Regions from separate parts of the Homo sapiens genome. Here region 2 is linked to region 1. A link is an interaction called in ENCODE POLR2A ChIA-PET data of the cell type or tissue named here. Cell type or tissue: OCI-LY7. All regions are shown on one strand. Each heading gives the region's core, and the rest is flanking DNA. Links, peaks and the distances in the headings are about the cores only.

Region 1 (11,225 bases), core at 3,714-7,713:
AGGCTCACGTTATAACATGTGCTGTCTAGAGAATAAAAACTCATTTGTGCAAAGTTGGTATGGCTTTTATGAAAATATTTCAGTCCGAGCACCTTGCCTGTTTGCTGCAGTGCTGACTGACTCATGATTAGGGATCTGTGTTGCCTTTATTGCTCTCGGTTTGCCCTATGGCTTGATTTATTAATATATTTAAATATACAATTTTAACCTTATCATTGGTGTGCAGGTGTATTTATTTATACTATCTTTGCTTTTAGAAAAACACTATTATATCATAAAAATATTTTAACCTTAAATTACTTCCCACAGGCTTCAAGTTTTATGCAGTTCATATCTGGGCATAAAGAGAAATCAATATACTGTGGCCTGCAGGGCACCAGCCTTTGGTGTTTGTCAAACGTTTACAGATAACTAATGTCCCACATAAAATAGATCCATTCTTTCCATCTTGCACATCTTGCACCTTTCTTTTTTTTTTTTTTGTATGACCACTGCCGTGTAGCCATCATGTCTGGACTGATAGTAGTTTCTAGGCTTGGAGGAAACTGCATTTTCAAGAAAGCAGGATGCAGACATCCCCTGAGGAACACCTGCATTAAACATAGCCTCCCACCTAAAAAGAGCTCCCTGAGTTGGGAAGTGTCTTATTGGCCTCTCCTTCCGGCCTCTCCCACTCCCTATGCTGAAACCAAGAGCTTCGGGGCTCCCCTCCCTGCCCACCCTGGCAGGGAGCCCAGGGCCCTCGTTGCTCTCCCTGTCTCCTATGCTGTCCGAGAACCCCTGCAGCTCCAGGCCCTGGACCAGCCACAGAGTTTACTTCTACTGTTGCAATACTTTGAAGGGAGAAGAGTTTCAGCCTTTTTGATCAGTGGGGCTTCTACTTAAAATCCTTCCATGGCACCCCATTATCTCAGGGTAACGTCCAGACTCCTAAAGTGGCTTCCAAAGTCCTTCATTATCTGATGGGCCTCTGTGTACTTTCTCTCTCTTCTCTCTCCATTCCTGGCCCTCCTCATCAATTCTCTGGCCATTTTGAACTTGACTCAGTCTCCCCAATGTGCCAGGCTTTCCCTGGCTTCCCGGCTCTGCGGGAGGATGAGAGTGGGCTCAACTGTCTTTTGAGGGAATCCTGGAAACACACCCACCCTGAGAGTCATTGTTTTGATGGAAGTGACATTCCAAACCAACATTTGGAACCAAGTCCTGTAAGCCAGAACCTGCACAGGTTTTGTTAAAGGAATCAATTTAGGCCTGGCACTGAACTCCTTTCTGCTGTAAGACTCTTTTAGAACTTTGGAAGTTTCTATGCAGGGGACTGAGCCATCCTGTCCCTGCCTGGTTGGGCATGAGAAGTCACTTGGAATAGGTCTGAGTGAATGCTGATGAACTCCGACTTAGCTCTGGTAAACAGTGCAAGTTCCCATGAGACTGCAGGGCAAGAACAGGGCAGGCTGCACACCGCGGGGAGAGGCACACCTCGTTCCGTCAAGAGACACCTGGGCCTGGTGCAGGCGCATTCTCCGTGGTTAACGGGTGTGAAATCGGCATTTATCATCAGTGACTTTTCATTGTGTGGCTTCTGTGAGTCCCCACCTTCCTTCTAAACCTCAGCAGGACACTTTCCCTTCCCTGTAGTTCAAATATGCGCCGCAACCTCAGCTTGATCTCAAGCTTTCTATTGCCATGTAAACAATCAGGGAGCCCTGGAATGGTGGGCTCCAGGGGTGGGTGGGTCAGGGCCACCCCCAGGGGTGCAGAGTCTGAAGGGGCTAAACTCCGGGCGGAGGCTGGGGGGCCTCAAAAGCATTTTCATGCAGGTGAGAAAAGGAAAATTTCCAGGGCATCTTGGCTGAAGCACAGAAGTGACTCCCGGAAGACCTGGCATGTGTGAGATGTAGGAGGGATGCTCTGTGCCTGCTTGTGTGTGTGCATGAGTGCGTGTGTGTGTATGTGTGTATGCGTGTACATGTGGTGGGTATGATGAGCCTCGGGGCTCCCTTTAGCATCTGCTGGTGAGTTTACTGTGCCTGCCGACCGTTTCCCAGGTCAGGCCTCCGCCCATGATAACTACTGTTTACCAAACACTTACTGTAGGTCAGTGACTCACATATGTGATCTCATTTCACTCTCCCAACAACCCTGACGTAAGGACTATTATCCCTATTTAACACATGAGGAAAGGGAGGTTTGAGAGCTCTGGTTACTTTTTCACATTCTGAAGCTAGGTGCCTCCACAGCACATGAAATGTTCTGCCGTCGTTCGTCTCCCTGGGACCATATGGAAACGGGGGCTGCTTCCCCTGGAGATCACAAAGGGCTTCTGCAGTAGAGAAAGGAGACTAAGAGCACCTTTCTAGACTTTTCCTTAGCATTCTTCAAGATGTACTATCAGAAGTTCAATAAAAACAACCTAATGCTGAGATTCATGGATAGAAAATTGACTCAACTTCCTGCCTTCCGACGAGCTTATTTTCTTCTTAGCCATTGTAAATTGGTGGAGCCGTGTTCCTCCTTGTCTTAGAAACTTTTAATGGTGCTGTTGCCCTCAGGTTAAGGTCTGGACTCCTTGTGGCTCTCCAAATCCCTCAGAGTCCTTCATTGTCTGAGCAGGCACACTCATCTTCTGTAGTTTAAAAGGTGGCAGTGGCTGGGCGCAGTGGCTCACGCCTGTAATCCCAGCACTTTGGGAGGCCGAGGCAGGCAGATCACCTGAAGTTGGGAGTTTGAGACCAGCCTGACCAACATGGAGAAACCCCGTCTCTACTAAAAATACAAAATTAGCCAGGCGTGGTGGCACATGCCTGTAACCCCAGCTACCCGGGAGGCTGAGGCAGGAGAATCGCTTGAACCTGGGAGGCAGAAGTTGGGGTGAGCTGATATCGCTCCATTGCACTCCAGTCTGGGCAACAAGAGCAAAACTCACTCTCAAAAAAAAAAAAAAGAGTGACAGTAATGACATGATCATTAAACATCTTTCAGGGAAGACTCTATGAGACCGATGTTTGCATGCTAAAGACAGGTGTTGCTGCCGGAAAGTGATTCGGTTTGAGGACTCAGGACTTGGGAACATCAGTCTCATCTCAACAGAACCCTTTTTTCAGTTCCCTGCTGTTTCCTGCACAAACTGGGGGAATGTGCTTGGCCTCCCTGGAGCTCGGATTGTCTAGCAGCTTGGATTGCTTAGTCCCCCTTTCCACACCTTCCTGCCACCCTGAGGGGGAGGCCTGATGGTTCATGGGCTTCCGCAGAAGGAATTTGCCCACTCTGCTTCCTAAAATGTGCAGCTGCATTTTGCTGCTGGGAAAATATTGATTGAAGGTCTGGAGGAGTCTGACAACTTGTAAGGCACATACAGTTTTTATCTGCAGGATGAAGTTAGTTTTTGTTTGGGCCTGGTGTTTTCGAAAGAAGGAAATCACTTTCATAAGCATCAGATTAGATCCAGGAAGCGTCCGCAGGACAATGAGAAGCTGATAGAGGCAGTGTCTCAGGATTTTGCCATTGGTTACTACCGCCACCTCCTGGCTGAAATTGTGAACTACACAGCATGGGCTTCCTGGGCAAACTGGTTTAAGAAAAGGTAGCCCCGTTTTCCCCATTTTCTGCAAGTTCTGTGTGGCGCAAAAAGGAAATGAGAAGACTTATTGTTTAGATAGAGTATTTATTGGCATATTTTATATTAACTGTGATGATAAAGCAGACACAAGAATAAGAAATAAAATCAGAGTGAATTTTTCTCATCTGAGGCAACAGGGAAAATAATTCATTGGAACAACCCTGTGACTCAGTGTTAGCTTTGCCCAAAATAAGTGTCAAGGCCCTTATCTGAGTTTCCAAGACCCCCTGCCCATTCTCTTAAGCTGACCTCTTAGCATATTGAGGGAAATCTACCAAACATTTTGGAAAATTAGTACAAAATTAAGGAATTAAAATGAAAATTGCAATATAAAAAATTATTGGGTCTGAGGCATGTCTTCAGGTTGTACAAGGAAAAGATGTAAGATTTGGTATCTCTCCTCTTCATTATTTTATATTGGTTTTATACATAAGCCCTCACCCTGTAGAAATATAAGTTCTAAGTTAGGAAAAGGATTATTTGTAACATACATGCAATACACATACATTGACAGAAATAGAAACAGGCTTTTTCTGTTATTTAAATAGTATTTTTGGAGTAGATTGGTTTTTCGTTTGTTTGTTTTTGAGACAGAGTCTTGCCCTGTCGCCAGGCTGGAGTGCAGTGGCGCGATCTCTGCTCCTTGCAATATTTTCCTCCCGGGTTCAAGTGATTCTCCTGCCTCTGCCTCCCGAATAGCTGGGACTACAAGCGTGTGCCACCATACCCAGCTAATTTTTGTATTTTTACTAGAGACAGGGTTTCACCATGTTGGTCAGGATGGTCTCTATCTCCTGACCTCATGATCCGCCTGCCTCGGCCTCCCAAAGTGCTGGGATTACAGGAGTGAGCCACTGTGCCTGGCGGATTGTATTTTTAAAAATTTATTTAGAGATGGGGTCTTGCTCTGTCAAGCAGGTTGGATGGAGTGCAGTGGCGCGATCATAACTCACTGCAGCCTTGACTTCCTAAGTCAAGCAACCCTCCTCCCTCAGCCTTTCCAGAGGACAGCAGCTGGGGCCTTCAGACAATTACGTTTCCTTAGTCGGACATCTGAGAGGCATAATTTCATGGCTACCACAGAAACTGAGAGCAAATATTACATTTCTCATCCCCCCTTGAAGCTTGGGTCTTGCTGAATATTGTTTTCATAAAGCAATCTGCCATATTGAAAAAGCCATGTAATGAGAAACTGTGTGCAACCTCCAGCCAACAGCTAGGAAAGAACTGAGGCCCTCAGTCTTCTCAGGTGGCCTACTGGCCAATATGTACAAGTTGTATATACAACTTCCAGAAGGGTCCTTAAAAGAAGAGGGCTATCACTTTCTTGCCTTCTTTTCTTTCTTGCTGGCTGGAATGTGATGATATCACTAGATCTGAAACAGCCATTTTGGACTAAAAGGCAGAAGCCACAGGTGAGGATGATGGAGTTACAAAATAAAAGAAGTCCAAGTCCTAGTGAACTGGGCCACCATGAACTTCCCAGGTTTACTGGAGAGAGAAATAAACCTCTAACTTGTGTATGTCTCTGCTTGATTTTCAGTTACTTATAACAGAACTTTATCCAAACTGAAAAAAATTTTACATTTTATATGTAAAGTCCGAAGTTTAACAGAGTTAGTATTTCCCAGACGATAAATCATGGGAAAAATAAAAGTTTAATTACCTAGGACTATTACTGGGAGATGATATTTGCTGCATATAGTGAAGGTGCTAGCAAATCTCCCCTTTTTGTTGCTAAGAGGGTGTTCCACTTAGTTAGCCAGGGCAACAGAAGGAAACCATTGATGTTCCTCACGGAGAAGTCTTTGAAAACAGCACATGAGACAGCAGCTAAGAGCGCCCCCCACCGCATTCCAGGCTAATAGCATTGGCTCCAGAGGCTAACAGGGTTTATTGAGTGAAGGGACCAAGGGGGAAACCAGCTTGATTTTAATTGTCTGTCTAGTCTGTTGGAAACTAACTTTCTCTAAATGAATGCTTTTTGAAGTTTTCAAAGCTCGAGAACATAATAAATATTACCCTTTGCTGGGTTTCCTCTTTGGCTATGGCACAGGGGGGTATTTTCTGGAAGGATATGGTTATCCTCTCTGATGACTTTCAAAATCTGAATTTAGGCTGGGCATGGTGGCTCACACCTGTAATTCCAACACTTTGGGAGGCCGAGGCAGGCGAATCACCTGAGGTCAGGAGCTTCAGATCAGCCTGGCCAACATGGTGAAACCCCATCTCTACTAAAAATACAAAAATTAGCCAGGCATGGTGGTGGGCACGTATAATCTCAGCTACTCCCGAGGCTGAGGCAGGAGAATCACCTGAACCTGGGAGGTGGAGGATGCGGTGAGCCGAGATCACGCCACTGCACTGAAGCCTGGGAGACAGAGCGAGACTCCTTCTCAACACACACACACACACACACACACACACACGAATTTAGCCTTCGAAACATTTCAGCTATTTTATCCATAACATTTTTTTTTTTTGAGACGGAGTCTTGCTCAGTTGCCCAGGCTGGAGTGCAGAGGCACGATCTCGGCTCACTGCCAGCTCCGCATCCCGGGTTCACGCCATTCTCCTGCCTCAGTCTCCCGAGTAGCTGGGACTATGGCGTCCGCTACCACGCCCGGCTAATTTTTTTTTGTATTTTTAGTAGAGGCGGGGTTTCACCTTGTCAGCCAGGATGGTCTGATCTCCTGACCTCGTGATCCGCCCGCCTTGGCCTCCCAAAGTGCTGGGATTACAGGCGTGAGCCACCACGCCCGGCCTATCCGTCACATTTTTAGTCCTCGCATGTATTCCCAATGTGTGGAAATTTCGTAAGTTTAGTAACTGTTCTGTAGGTTAGGAAGCAGCGTCACAGGAGTGATAAATGCCTGAGCCTGGAAACCCACCAGTCTGCTAGCTTTGGCTCTGCCACTCAACAGTTTGTATCAGCTTGGGAAAGTGCATAATCTGTGAGGCTATTTCTTTGTTTACAATATGGGATTAATAACAGTCCCTAGCCTATGAGATTGCTGTAAGAAGTAAGTTTTGGAATGCATAGAAAGTCTCCAGGGCTCAGGAGCGTGCTGGGTATGTTGTAAGTACACAGTAAGTATTAGCTATTATTATTTTTATTACTACTAATACCTAATTTCTGGTCACGTGCTATTCAATACAATATCCACTGGCTCCTAGTGGCCGTTACAAACTTGAAATGAAGCCAGTCCAAATTGAGATGGGCTGTAAGGATTAAATACAGACTGGATTTTGAAGTCTTAGAGAAAAACAAGAATGTAAAATGTCTTACTAATAATTTTAAAAATTATTTATTACATATTGAAATGATAACATTTTAGATAATTGAAATAAAATGTACTATTACAATTAATTTCACCTTTTTCTTTTTTTTTAAATGTGACTACTAGAAAATTAAAAATTTCCTCTGTGGCTTGCACATCAGGTATTTTTGGGATAAGGTCTAGACAGACAGATGGGGCAGGGGTGGTAAAGTGAACTAGGAAATCATGGTTTACTTTATCAGTATCTGGTGGTTATTAGGGGGTCAGAAGAAGGAGGCAGAAGTTTGGGGGAGGAAATCGATTTCCCAAGGGTATTGTGGATCCTGATATAATTGAACTCCACAGATGCTGAGTGAGGTCGGGGGTGGTCATGTGTGGGAGCAGCACTCAGTCACACGAGTCTGAAGAAAGGATGAAAATCTGGTGGTTCACACAATGGAAGTTTAGAGCAGTACAAGTGTCATTAACCTGGATCCAAGGTGGAGTTTAAGATCCAGCATGGAGCATATTGTTGATGAATAACCAATGGCAGGTTGTTTTCATGGACCTGAGAAAGGAGGCAGAAGTAGAGGGGTAGAAAATCCCCTTCCAGAGGCACTGCTGGTACCCAAATTCAATTCCACAGACCTTGATTGAGAACCTACTATGTTCCAGAACCTCTGTTAGAAACTGGTGAAGACCAGTACCATGCTGTTTTGGTTACTGTAGCCTTGCAATATAGTTTGAAGTCAGGTAGCGTGATGCCTCCAGCTTTGTTCTTTTGGCTTAGGATTGACTTGGCAATGCGGGCTCTTCTTTGGTTCCATATGAACCTTAAAGCAGTTTTTTCCAATTCTGTGAAGAAAGTCTTTGGTAGCTTGATGGGGATGGCATTGAATCTATAAATTGCCTTGGGCAGTATGGCCATTTTCATGATATTGATTCTTCCAACCCATGAGCATGGAATGTTCTTCCATTTGCTTGTATCCTCTTTTATTTCCTTGAGCAGTGGTTTGTAGTTCTCCTTGAAGAGGTCCTTCACATCCCTTGTAAGTTGGATTTCTAGGTATTTTATTCTCTTTGAAGCAATTGTGAATGGGAATTCACTCATGATTTGGCTCTCTGTTTGTCTTATTGGTGTATAAGAATGCTTGTGATTTTTGCACATTGATTTTGTATCCTGAGACTTTGCTGAAGTTGCTTATCAGCTTAAGGAGCTTTTGGGCTGAGACGATGGGGTTTTCTAGATATACAATCATGTCATCTACAAACAGGGATCATTTGACTCTTTTCCTAATTGGATACCCTTTATTTCCTTCTCCTGCCTGATTGCCCTGGCCAGAACTTCCAACACTATGTTGAATAGGAGTGGTGAGAGAGGGCATCCCTGTCTTGTGCCAATTTTCAAAGGGAATGCTTCCAGTTTTTCCCCATTCAGTATGATATTGGCTGTGGGTTTGTCATAGATAGCTCTTATTATTTTGAGATACGTCCCATCAATACCTAATTTATTGAGAGTTTTTAGCATGAAGGGTTGTTGAATTTTGTCAAAGGCCTTTTCTGCATCTATTGAGATAATCATGTGGTTTTTGTCGTTGGTTCTGTTTATATGCTGGATTATGTTTATTGATTTGCATATGTTGAACCAGCCTTGCATCCCAGGGATGAAGCCCACTTGATCATGGTGGATAAGCTTTTTGATGTGCTGCTGGATTCGGTTTGCCAGTATTTTATTGAGGCTTTTTGCATCGATGTTCATCAGGGATATTGGTCTAAAATTCTCTTTTTCTGTTGTGTCTCTGCCAGGCTTTGGTATCAGGATGATGCTGGCCTCAGAAAATAAGTTAGGGAGGAGTCCCTCTTTTTCTATTGATTGAAATAGTCAGAAGGAATTATACCAGCTCTTCTTTGTACCTCTGGTAGAATTCGGCTGTGAATCCATCTGGTCCTGGACTTTTTTTTTGTTGGTAGGCTATTAATTATTGTCTCAATTTCAGAGCCTGTTACTGGTCTATTCAGAGATTCAACTTCTTCTTGGTTTAGTCTTGGGAGGGTGTATCTGTCAGGAATCCATCCATTTCTTCTGGATTTTCTAGTTTATTTGCGTAGAGGTGTTTATAATATTCTCTGATGGTAGTTTGTATTTCTGTGGGATCAGTGGTGATATCCCCTTTATCATTTTCTATTGTGTCTATTTGATACTTCTCTCTTTTCTTCTTTATTAGTCTTGCTAGTGATCTATCAATTTTGTTGATCTTTTCAAAAAACCAGCTCCTGGATTCATTGATTTTTTGAAGGGTTTTTTTTGTGTCTTTATGTCCTTCAGTTTTGCTCTGATCTTAGTTATTTCTTGCCTTCTGCTAGCTTTTGAATGTGTTTGCTCTTGCTTCTCTAGTTCTTTTAATTGTGATGTTAGGGTGTCGATTTTAGATCTTTCCTTCTTTCTCTTGTGGGCATTTAGTGCTATAAATTTCCCTCTACACACTGCTTTAAATGTGTCCTGGATATTCTGGTATGTTGTGTCTTTGTTCTCATTGGTTTCAAAGAACATCTTTATTTCTGTCTTCATTTCGTTATTTAGCCAGTAGTCATTCAGGAGCAGGTTGTTCAGTTTCCACATAGTTGTGTGGTTTTGAGTGAGTTTCTTAATCCTGAGTTCTAATTTGATTGCACTGTGGTCTGAGAGACAGTTTGTTGTGATTTCTGTTCTTTTACATTTGCTGAGGAGTGCTTTACTTCCAATTATGTGGTCAGTTTTAGAATAAGTATGATGTGGTGCTGAGAAGAATGTATTTTCTTTTGATTTGGGGTGGCAAGTTCTGTAGATGTCTATTAGGTCTGCTTGGTGCAAAGCTGAGTTCAAGTCCTGGATAACTTTGTCAACCTTCTGTCTCATTGATCTGTCTAATATTGACAGTGGGGTGTTAAAGTCTCCCATTATTATTGTGTGGGAGTCTAAGTCTCTTTGTAAGTCTCTAAGGACTTGCTTTATGAATCTGGGTGCTCCTGTATTGGGTGCATGTATATTTAGGATAGTTAGCTCTTCTTGTTGAATTGATCCCTTTACCATTATGTAATGGCCTTCTTTGTCTCTTTTGATCTTTGTTGGTTCAAAGTCTGTTTTCTCAGAGACTAGAATTGCAACCCCTGCTTTATTTTTGCTTTCCATTTGCTTGGTAGATCTTCCTCCACCCCTTTATTTATCAAGTGCATCTCTCTGCACGTGAGATGGGTCTCCTGAATACAGCACACTGATGGGTCTTGACGCTATCCAATTTGCCAGTCTGTGTCTTTTAATTGGGGTGTTTAGCCCATTTACATTTAAGGTTAATATTGTTATGTGTGAATTTGATCCTGTCATTATGATGTTAGCTGGTTATTTTGCCCGTTAATTGATGCAATTTCTTCATAGCATTGATGGTCTTTACAATTTGGCATGTTTTTGCAGTGGCTGGTACCAGTTGTTCTTTTCCATGTTTACTGCTTCCTTCAGAAGCTCTTCTAAGGCAGGCCTGGTGGCGACAAAATCTCTCAGCATTTGCTTGTCTGTAAAGGATTTTATTTCTCCTTCACTTATGAAGCTTAGTTTGGTGGATATGAAATTCTGGGTTGAAAATTCTTTTCTTTAAGAATATTGAATATTGGCCCCCACTCTTTTCTGGCTTGTAGGGTTTCTGCCAAGAGATCCACTGTTAGTCTGATGGGCTTCCCTTTTGGGTAACCCGACCTTTCTCTCTGGCTGCCCTTAACACTTTTTCCTTCATTTTAACCTTGGTGAATCTGACAATTATGTGTCTTGGGGTTGCTCTTCTCGAGGAGTATCTTTGTGGTGTTCTCTGTATTTCCTGAATTTGAATGTTGGCCTGTCTTGCTAGATTGGGGAAGTTCTCCTGGATAATATCCTGAAGAGTGTTTTCCAACTTGGTTCCATTCTCCCTGTCACTTTCAGGTACACCAATCAAACATAGATTTGGCCTTTTCACATAGTTTCATATTTCTTGGGGGTTTTCTTTGTTTCTTTTTATTCTTTTTCTCTAAACTTGTCTTCTCACTTTATTTCATTAATTTGATCTTCAATCACTGATATCCTTACTTCCACTTGATCGAATCAGCTATTGAGGCTTGTGCATGCATCACAAAGTTCTCATGCCATGGTTTTCAGCTCCATCAGGTCATTTAAGGTCTTCTCTACACTGTTTATTCTAGTTAGCCATTCATCTAATCTTTTTTCAAGGTTTTTAGGTTCCTTGTGATGGGTTAGAACATGCTCCTTTAGCTCGGAGAAGTTTGTTATTACCGACCTTCTGAAGCCTACTTCTGTCAACTTGTCAAAGTCATTCTCTGTCCAA
Region 2 (11,225 bases), core at 2,643-6,642, 720 kb before region 1:
TATAAACTAGCCAAACTCAACTATACTTTAGGGTCCACCTTCAATGAAGTGGCTGGGGTCACACCACAAACCTAAGGTTAATATAAACAAAACCACCTGGGAAGACTATAGGACTAAAAACCAAATCACGACCATTGCAACTAGAGAAGAATGAAAAGGCACTAGTTTCCATTTCTTCTCTACTGCACAGGTAAGCAAAGAGGGGAAGTCAGCTGGCTGAGTATGGGCCTCTAGGTACAGAACTGTGCTTCTGCGAAGTTGGCAGTTAGACAAGTCAGGGGCATAGGAAGAAGTAACAAACCAGATGGCTTAAGAACAAAACAGGGAAAGAGAAATGATAAATTTACACACAAGCATATATTTTATATAGACAGCTGAAGACTCCAGCTATGTACTCTATCATTCAAAATTAATTTTGAAAGAGAAAAAGAATTTCCTGCCAAAAATAACCCTAAAGTTATTTAGGGTCTTTGAAACTTAAGGCTATCTCATTTTTCCGAGGTGAACCATACTTTGTTTTCAATTACAGAAATAAATCACAAAATAAACTAGGGGACAATGAAGACACAGACCACAGACCCGGCTTCTGTCTAATGGTGGAATTCAGAACATGTGCTTGTGTATATGGGAGGGGGTGGTGGAAAGGAGTGGTAGGTGGCAGAGGCAAATGTTCTGACTCTTTTTATCACTTTCTTCACATCAAAAATCTGGGCCAAGGCTAATATCCAATCACATTCTTCGGAATGTGGGAAAATTAGGGGCCAATTTTTCCCCATTCTTGAATAGAAAGAATAAAACAAGCATAATTTCTAAACAAAGGATTCCTAACTGGAAATTTGAAGACATTATCTGCCCCTCTCTCTTTTACACCCACACTTCCTGCTTTGTGGCAGATACCCTACCTATCTTCTGGGAAAGCTCACAAAATTCCTACGGACCTTTTCTAAAAGATTGCTGGTCTGATAATCTCTCCAAGAAGGGAAAGCATCGCATGGTGGCTCTGCAAGGCCACTGAAGGACCATGACTCTAATTCATCCAATAGTCCTATAAAAGCAAGATGTAGGTCTCTAAACTCGAAACTATAAAAAGGAATAATTTTATATAGGAGTAATTTTAGGTAACATTAGCATTAAGCAAAAAGGATAAAAGCAAACTACAATTCAAAGAGAGAAGAAATGCTAATTAAAAAGAAGAGTTTGCAACACATTTAAATTGTACCTGTTCTACAGTTGCTCTGTCTGCCTTATCTTTGATGCGATACCTAACCAAAAACAAAAACGTATAGTTGACACATTCAAAATTCAGTGAGAAGCCAAAATCTTCTAAATGTAGATAATTTCATGAAAATTCCTAAGTAGGTAGTTTCTCTAAATAACAGATTTTATGATATGATTGTAGATTTTTCATTACTCAGTGAAACTTTCTTCATTTCCCCTGAATACCAAAATTCAATTCTGTATTTTGGCAAAAGGAGTATGTATACAGTAAAAAGAAAAATCTATTCCTATTTCAGAAGCATCAAAGAGCCGCCAGGGTAAAGTGAACTATGCTGAAAAAGAGAAAACATTGAGTATATTTGTACTGTCCTTCACATCTTTAATGATTCTGTTAGCACACAATTAAAGTCTTGTCTTCTTTTTTTTTTTTAAAGAGACAGCATCTTACTATGTTGCCCAGGCTAGGCATAGACTCCTGGGCTCAAGTATTCCTCCTGCCCCAGCCTCCACATAGAGTTAGTCATTTACAAGGCTTTCTGTTTAGAGGCATTTTCTAAGAAGATACAAGTTTTTTTGTTTTTGTTTTTGTTTGTTTGTTTTGAGATGGAGTCTCGCTCTGTCGCCCAGGCTGGAGTGCAGTGGCACGATCTCGGCTCACTGCAAGCTCTGCCTCCCGGGTTCACGCCATTCTCCTGCCTCAGCCTCCCGAGTAGCTGGGACTACAGGCGCCCGCCGCCAAGCCCGGCTAATTTTTTTGTATTTTTAGTAGAGACAGGATTTCACCTTGTTAGCCAAGATGGTCTCGATCTCCTGACCTTGTGATCCGCCCGCCTCTGCCTCCCAAAGTGCTGGGATTACAGGCGTGAGCCACTGCACCTGGCAGTTTTGTTTTTTAAAATCGTTTCAAGACAGTATTCAAATGCAGACTCTGATTTGCTTCTGCTTATACACTGAGTGACTCCACCTAGCACACTAACCTAAACTAATAAAGGTTTAAACACAAAGATTCAAACAGATACCAGTGAAATAACAAATAACTATGGTGTATCTCAAAAAGCTGATACCTCTTGGACATAGCAATAAATTGGAAGAAAGCTGGCTTTTACGTTCAATTCTCACAGTTAGTTGTATGATCTTAGTGTCGTTTTCTATAATATAGTGATAATACTTTAGAGTTATTAGCATATAAGAGAAGTTATTCAGATCTTAAACAATTGGCTTTGAGAACAGAAGTGTAAACAGAAACAGTTCTCAGTTATATCATTAGTTCATAGTCTTCCCTTAAATTTTTAAAAATACTTCATGGGAAAGAATAATTCTTAATAAATTTTAAGGGAACATTTTTGCACATTTTAGTTTAAACTGAAATCTACAAACACTGTTCCCCTCATAAGAACACATTTGTAAATTTCATGAGATTACACTTTTACCATGTATTTCTTAAAATTCATTAATTTTTATTTTATGTATTTATTTTTGAGATGGAGTCTCGCTCTGTGGCCCAGGCTGGAGTGCAGTGGCACGATCTTGGCTCACTGCAACCTCCACCTCCCAGGTTCAAGAGATTCTCACACCTCAGCCTCCTGAGTAGCTGGGATTACAGGCGTGCACCACCATGTCTGGCTAATTTTTGTATTTTTTGTACAGACATGGTTTCACCATGTTGGCCAGGCTGGTCTCAAACTCCTGGCCTCAAGTGATCCCCACAGCTCGGCCTTCTGAAGTGATGGGATTACAGGCATGAGCCACCACACCCAGCCAAGATTCATTAATATTTTTAATTCACAAAGGCATAGGTTATCCTAATTTAAGCTAAGGAAAACACACACACACACACACACACACACACCAAAATAATGATTGGTTTAAGTATACAAATGAACATCCTCTGTAAAAGAATTATGATCAAGGTGCTGCTTAATCTAGATTAGTCCTTATCACCCATGCATATTATTAAAATATTACTTACATATCTGCTTCCTTTTGTCTAGACTTTTCGGTGACTTTATTTATGACGGAATCAGTAACATTTAGCTTATCTAAAATACAAGAAACCCACAATGTAAACAATATGTAAGACGAAAAGACATTAACAGAGTTGCTGAACAGGGTATTTCTCCCCTCTTCCTTCTCTTCTACACTTTCTAAATGTTTTATTGTAAATAGAATACAGTTTAGTAATGAAAACAATGTAATGTTTTTAAAAGTAGGCACTAAACTGCGTTTCCTTCGTAAGTGTCACTTTCATCACTACAGCTATAATATTTGAGCCACAGAATTCTAGATGCAGAAATTCTTCAAAGATAATAATTTGCATAATAAATTTCAGACACTTGCTAGTACTCCACATGACTAATAAAACTGCCTGAATTTCAAGTTTAATTCTAAAAACTTGTTTCACTTCAAGTTATAAGTCTATGATAGGCAAAGAAGGCCCTAAAATACTTATATTAATTTAGCATGTATTGACAGCTTATATGAGAAACACTGTGTTAGGTTTAGAGTGAAGATCCACAAGAATAGAAAGATGGCCTTCCTTCCTTCCCTCCATCCCTCTTACATTTTCTATGAGATGATGATTCAAATTAACATTCTGATGCCTGGCATCGAACAGGTCACTAAATAATTAACACCTACACAAAAAACCTCTAGTGAAACCGTATGTAACTATATTCAATACTCTAGTATTTTCAACATCCTACTATGAGATAACCCTATTACAAAATCTAAAACAGGCCAGGCGCAGTGGCTCACACCTGTAATCCCAACATTTTGGGAGGCTGAGGCGGACAGATCACTTGAGCTCAGGAGTTCAAAACCAGCCTGGTCAACATGGAGAAACCCCGTCTCTACAGAAAATAAAAATTGGCCGGGTGTGGTGGTGTGCACCTGTGGTCCTAGCTACTTGGGAGGCTAAGGTGGGAGGATCGTCTGAACCCCAGAAATCAGGGTTGGAGTGAGCCAAGATCGTGCCACTGCACTCTAGCCTGGGTGACAGAGTGAGACCCTGTCTCAAAAAAAAAAAAAACCTAAAACCGAACAGACAATACTTAAATGGGTTTTTGTAACATTACATTCCTATGGCAAGTGGGAAAACAACCAAAATAGCATAAGCTTAAGTCTTTTCCTAAAGTTATGTTTTTAAATTACGATTTTTATTTTCTCTAAACATTATTGAGTTAGTAACACTTGAATACATTCATTCCTTTTTTCTTTTTTTTTTTTTTTGAGATGGAATTTTGCCCTTATTGTCCAGGTTGGAGTGCAACGGCACAATCTCGGCTCATCACAACCTCCACCTCCCAGGTTCAAGGGATTCTCCTGCCTCAGCCTCCCAAGTAGCTGGGATTACAGGCATGTGCCACCACGCCCAGCTAATTTTGTATTTTTAGTAGAGATAGGGTTTCACTATGTTGGTCAGGCTGGTCTCAAACTCCTGACCTCAGGTGATCCACCCACTTCAGCCTCCCAAAGTGCCGGGATTACAGGCGTGAGCCACCACGGCCAGCCTTCATTTCTTGATCTAATAAAATTATACAACACTCCATGGTTTTTGAAAAATGTCCTCTTAGCCCAGTGATGTATTTTGTAAACTCACCTAAATTAATTTTATTCTCAAATTTCCGTAAGACCTTGTCTGCTGGAGTAGACATTTTGGCTGAACTGCTGTCGGAGGTCTGTCGATTTGCCTAGAAGGGAATTCCAGAGTCTAAGGCACTAGCTGTAAAAACAAACCTAAGATTCATCATCACATTTCCTTAGTTCATACTTAGCTATTAAAGCATCAATACTTAGAGGAGTATCTTAAGGAAAGGTAAGAGTCAATCAAATTGGCTCAAAAAATTTTTTAAAGAGCATTTGAAACAGAAGGTTAAAATTACTGACTAAAAGAGTCTGCATAATCCGTTTTTTTAACTTCTCTATGATTCCTCTTATTATAAGTAACAGATTAAAATTAAGTGTAGTTTTCTAATTTGACTGGTTTATAGACTTAAAATTTGAGAATGTTCATTTACCCCCAAAGTATATAATAAAGAGCTAAGACCAGCATTAAGCTGGTTCAGAATTTCATTTTGGGCCCAATGTCTCAAGAGAGGGAAATATTAAGTACGAGGCTCAGCACTTACGCTGGTGCTATGCGCAAACTTCAATAATGAAATTGCTCAAAGCCTCATTATGAATCAGTGAAGGAGTCACCAGAACAAGACGATATAAAAATGCAAAATTTGTCGTCACTCACAATGTGGTTATTTTAAAATGCACACATTCTGGTCCATGATATAGCCATTTTATTGTTGTTGTTTTTTACAGACAGAGTCTCGCTCTGTTGCCCAGGCTGGAGTGCAGTGGTGTGATCTTGGCTCACTGCAACCTCCGCCTCCTGGGTTCAGGCGATTCTCCAGCCTCAGCCTCCCGAGTAGCTGGGATTACAGGCACCCACCACCACGCCCGGCTAATTTTTGTGTTTTTAGTAGAGACAGGGTTTCGCCATGTTGGCCAGGCTGGTCTCAAACTCCTGATCTCAGGTGATCCGCCCAGCTCGGCCTCCCAAAGTGCTGGGATTAGAGGCAGGAGCCACTGCGCCCAGCCGATATAGCCATTTTAATGGTCAAAGGAAGACTGCTGGATTAACCTTTATGCTCCAGGAAGATGTACCATGTTAATCCTATGGCCTTACAAACTCCTAACACACTTGGTACTTCCAGTATGAGCAGCAGCTGTACGTGGTTTGGTAACTTTTTTTTGTACATGGTAAATAATCACAAACATATTCCTATCTCATTAATACAGTCTTCCATTACAACATCTTTTATGGCTGTATAATGCCTCATTGTGCGAATCAGTCCCATAGCAGGTTTAATCCCGTTCAAGGTTGCTTCCAATGTTCCTCTACCATAAACAATCCTGGAGGATCATTCTTGTAACTAAGTCTTGGCACACTCACAGAATCGCTAAGTCAAAGTATTTTGAAGCTTTTAAAGTTTTTATCACATACCAGCTTATCCTACAAGTAAGTGCACCTATTTACTTGACCATCAATGATATGTTTTGTCTTTAACAGTTTCACAGGTGAAAAAACGGCATCTCTACAAATTTAATCTGCATTTCTTTAATTACCAATGAGGCTGAACTTTTTTACCATGTTTCTTAACTATTTGTAGTAAACTGCCAATCCATGCCCTTTCCCATGAAGATTTTAAGCTCACAATCTTTATAACTCTTTTTAAATTTACAGATTCTGGAAAGAATCCACACCCAGGAAATTATCAGAAATACAGAAAGGATGAAAAGTGAAAATCAGTAAAGGCTGAGGCTACAGGACAATATAACATGAAGAAAATCTTTTAGTTATTCAATTTCAGAATCACAAAACAGCCTTTTAAAAAAGTAGACATAAGCAGACTACATAAAGATGTGCAGGATCCTTTATAAAATACCTGTGGGTTGCTTCCTCCATTCCAGACATAACCCTTGGCGAGTTTTCCAACTCCTTCATCCCAGTCCCAGTCATCATCATCATCGTCATAACCCTCCTCCTCCTCATCTTCTATTTCACCTTCACCATTCTCATTCACATTGTCTTGAAGGTCTTCAAACAGAATGTCATCCTTCTCTTTGACTGTCTTCAAGTCTCTGTTTTCACTAGAAATAACAATGTTTTATTATTTCATAACAATATTTCCACATACCCTAACTGATCTCACATATTTATGATGTAAGATATTAAAATATTGATAAATCTAAAAGATTATATATTTATATAAAATACACCTTCCGATAAGCTCCATCTCCTTAAAACCATGTTCTCCTGTTTTCCAGTTCTGTTGCAGTTGTTTGCTCATTCTCCATGCCCAAAGCCTACTATTCAAGAAGCACATCAAGTTAAATCTGCTTCTGCCTTGTTAAAGTTAGAAATTATATTGTTATCTTCTCTGCTGAATAAACAACTCAGACCAGTATACCAGACTTGACTCTAGGAAAATCATTCGCAGAGCTGCTTTAGAAAATCTCTAGGAAAATCTTTCTGTAAAACAAGAAAAAAGAAAGGGGGAAAAAAGGCTGGTGCAGCGGTTCACACCTTTGATCCCAGCTACTCGGGAGGCTGAGGCCATAGGATTGCTTGAGCCCAGGAGTTCACGGCTGCAGTGAGTCATGATCGTGCCACTGTACTCCAGCTTGGGCAACCCTGTCTCTAAAAAAAATTGTAATTAAAAAAAAAAAAAAGCTTTCTGACAAAAAATTTGGGAATAAGTCTAAGGCAGTCTTACTTTGAACTCGATAACACTTTGCAATAAAAGAAGTTACATCAAGATTTGTGTTCCACAAAGAAATCCAAATCATCCCTGTTCATGATGGGAAGAAATGGTGAATACAGGGACCAGGCACTACAAATGAGAGAAGTAGGCTGCACAATAGAAGTGGGGACTGGCAAACTGGGAGAAGAGGTCCAAGGTAAAGGGAGCACAACCAGTAAGGGCTTTTTTTTTTTTTTTTTTTGCCATATTAGAATTCAGGCCTAGTGTTACCAGATCTTAATTTTTCAAGTGAAGCTGTAAGTCTGGATTTCTGTGTAAAATCTATCCCTTCACTGGCATAGTCAATTTTTACAAATAATTGTGCATACCAAACAAAACATGTCTGCAGGCCAAATTCAACAGAGGACTCAGTTTTTACCTCTCATGTACAGAAAAGGACAGAAACCATAAAAAAGCAGCTGATAATATGAGATACCAGCTGAAAAACAGACGAGTTTAAGTAAATTCAGATTATCAATCCCAATTTATTAATTAGCCATGGCTCTGAGGGTTCCCCGTGGACATGTGGAGGAAGAAAACAGACAATCATCAAACACTTGCTACTTACCAGGACTTCATACATATGCTCCACAGATTGATATATAATTGCCTAGAGTGGCATGTTAAAGTTGTAACTTTGCCAGATAATTCTTCGTTGTGGGGGACTGTCTTCTGCACTGTAGGATTTTTAGCAGCATATCTCTGGCCTCTACTTACCAGATGCCACTAATGTACCACCACCCCCAGCTGTGACATACAAAAACGTCTCCAGAAATTGCCAAAAGTCCCCTGGGTAGAAGTCGGGATGGCAACATCTTCCCCAATGGAAAATCACTGGTGTATCCTTACAATACCCTGGGGTGGATGGTAAATTAGTGCCCTCTCATTACCATTAACTACCCACTAGCTATGCTGGCTGTGTTTCTTCTGCTGCTTTTCTTCTCTAAAGCTTTTTGTACACTTCTCCGTAACCATAAAACTGGAATGCCCTTCCTCTTTCTCTGGCTAACCCCTACTCATCCATCAAGTATCAGCTCACTATCACTTGCTCAAGGAAGTCTTCCCTATTTTTCCCCCACTTCTCCTTTGTACTACTTACCCAATTCGAATACAAATAGTCTAATTATTTAATAATATCGGTTTCCCCTGCTAGGGTGCAAGCTCTGTGTCATTCAGGATGGTATTTACCAATGCCTCCCTACCACCTAAGACTAGATCTGACTCACAGAAAGCATTCAACATACATATATTTATTGAAAACATCCCCAATAATTAACAAAATCCGCATGTGATGAATCCTTACTGTAAACATAAAGTACAAGCTGTTTTCTTGGAATTCCAAAATAACTCCAATATGTTTCATTTTGCTTTTAGGCAGGAGTTATCCTTCATCCCTCTTTCCCCAGACTCCACGTCCAGTCTACCACCAAACGCTGCCACTTCTACCTCCAAGACATATCTTTAGGATCTGGGCTCTAGTCCCCACCATCTTTGAATCTGATTACCTTATTATTTTTGAACTGGTCTCTCTGTTCCACTCCCACCCTCCATGAACATCATCTACCTAGAAAGAATGATTCCTTTAAATCACCAAGCAAATAATGTCATTCTTCTGCTAAAATCCCTCCTATGGCTTTCCATAAGACCCACATTAATATCTGAACTTTTCACCATCACTTGTAAAGGTCTCCATGATCTGGCCCCCCTTCTTACTTCTCTATCACCCTACCAATCTTCTCAACTACCTCCACTGTGCTCTAGGCACTCTGGCCTCGGGGCCTTTGCTCTTGCTGTCCCTTCTGTGTGAAATGCTGTTCCCTCTGCTCTTGCCAGGATTAGCTCCTTGTCATTCAAATCTGGACTTAACCTTTCCCTACCCATTCAGTCACCACTTGGTATATCAAACGATTTGCATAGTCTACATCATTATTTGGTTTTTAAATGGTGTGCCCTCTCTTTCACGTAGAAGGTAAAGTTCCATGACAGCAGGAAGTTGGTTCTTCTTGTTACCTCCGGCGCCCAGGACAGAACGTGGTACATATTAAGTGCTTAGTAAGTATTTGTTGAACGCTAAATGTGGTTAAAACGCAAAAACCCATGTTTCCTAATCGCTATCCCCAACTCTGCCTCCCAGTGACGCTAACCGACCTGAGAACCGCAGACTCCCTTGACAAGTAGCTTTCACTTAACTCTGCCGCGTGAACTGGGAGAAAAACCCAGCTGGGATGCAGAAACAGGCAAAGGGTTGTCAAGAGAGACGCTGAGTGATGAACCACTAGTCTCCCTCTAAACCGCAAACAAGAGTCCACACCCCAAGGGGGCGGTCAAGGAGAGAGCCGTACCCAGAGCCAGGGCACTGTACGGCCGCCTACCTGTCAGAGGAGTCCGCGTCGTCGAATTGCCCGGGGACCACCCGGCTCATGAGAAGCCGCCGGTAGTCCATGACTGGAGAGCGCCGCCGGAGGCCGCCGCTCTGCGATGGAAAGGAACGGCTCAGACGGATGTACCCACGGCCGATCCAAAGGCCTTGGCGTGGATATCCGCCTTGCAAACCATTCAGAAGCCAACAGTGGCCACCACGTGCGACGGGAAAACGGGACCGACAGATCCACCACCCTGCCACCCCAACCGGAAGCCCCTCACCGCCTCGCCCGGAAGTCTGACTTGAGCGGAAGTCCCGCCCCTGCGCCGAGCTGGGAGTCCGGAGCTCTCTGGATGGCGCGCTGTATAGGGCTGTGGATGTTCTGTGCTCTCAGGAAGGCGTGTTGAGTAGCCGGCACGGCGAGGCCCGTGCTGGCCGTTTCTTCCCGGAGTTTTCGTTTCTGTACCCCACTTTGTGTTTACTGCGGCAGGAGGCGCCAGCTAGCCCACAGGCTGTTCGGCCTAGGGGGTCGTACCTTCCTAACTTCACCACTCTCTGGGAAGACACCGCACCCACAGTAGGGTCGCTCGGGCCTCGCGGGCTGCACCTGTCTCTGCGGAGTTCCCCCGGCGCGGGCGGACGTCACACAGGGGCGTTCCAGCACTCCGGGAGCCCGATTGCGAGTTTGTGAGAGTCCTTGGTGGAGGAGGTTGGAAAGCGTTCTCCCTCCCACAAAACCCGGTGCAGAGGGAGGGAGAGCCAGGTCCGTAGCGTGGGTCCAAGAAACTATGGATCCTGGAAGTGAGCACACTTTTGTGTCTTAAAAAGTTTGGTGTCTCGTTTTGAGGTGAAAAATGAATGAGATAAGTGCTTTTTAAAAAGGTAAAGTTTGTCTTACAACTGAAAAAGCTTTTAAACAAAACTATAGTTTTTGCGAGTAACTCCCGTGACACCTCTTTTAACTCCTATCTTAAAACAGCTTTAGAATGTCTCTGGAACATCTATTCAAACATTTGATAAATATGTTAAAAATCCAACATAAACCTGTAAGGACAAATGAAAGATGGAAAAAATAGTCTAACTTTAAATTAAAAAGGTAAACTGGCAGATTGTGCAGTGCCACATGAGGGATGAACAAAGTTGTAGAAATGTAATTGGAAGTGCTGGGTTCACAAACAAGAAAACTAAGAAACAAGGCCTTTGCGCTTTTTTGCATTGGGAAAACAAAGCAAGAATTTTTCAGATCTCACCACAATCCAGGCAGCATTATTTGAAAGACAAGGGAGAAGTGAGCATAAAGTTGGGCCTTTCACTGATCCTGACTGGTCTGCTTGGCTTACTTTTTTATA

Evidence for each region. ChIA-PET counts read pairs that join two places held together with the same protein. Peaks named below come from ENCODE experiments on the same cell type or tissue, not always from the same donor. Only the 100,000 strongest peaks of a DNase experiment are listed, where the experiment ranks them.
Region 2: POLR2A ChIA-PET joins it to region 1 with 5 read pairs; 7 of 35 experiments call an interaction of 5 or more read pairs at or near these places.

What each region holds. Positions count from the first base shown.
Region 1 is chr6:6,669,296-6,680,520 of GRCh38, reverse strand. No RefSeq gene overlaps it. Among named protein-coding and RNA genes, the nearest start is that of LY86-AS1, 52 kb to the right of the region's middle. RefSeq lists an enhancer at 5,730-6,229. In OCI-LY7, for the core only: CTCF peaks have their summits at 5,257 and 5,458; a DNase peak (open chromatin) is centred at 5,450.
Region 2 is chr6:7,388,735-7,399,959 of GRCh38, reverse strand. RIOK1 (RIO kinase 1) reads right to left here and starts at 10,152. Exons shown (of 17, transcript NM_031480.3): 1 at 9,887-10,152; 2 at 6,657-6,861; 3 at 4,817-4,907; 4 at 3,188-3,257; 5 at 1,220-1,262. The coding sequence starts at 9,957. It overlaps CAGE1 (cancer antigen 1), which reads left to right and starts at 10,218. Exons shown (of 14, transcript NM_001170692.2): 1 at 10,218-10,758. RefSeq lists enhancers at 9,480-10,266, 9,870-10,289, 10,420-10,469, 10,480-10,539. In OCI-LY7, for the core only: no CTCF peak of the experiment used is centred there; no DNase peak of the experiment used is centred there.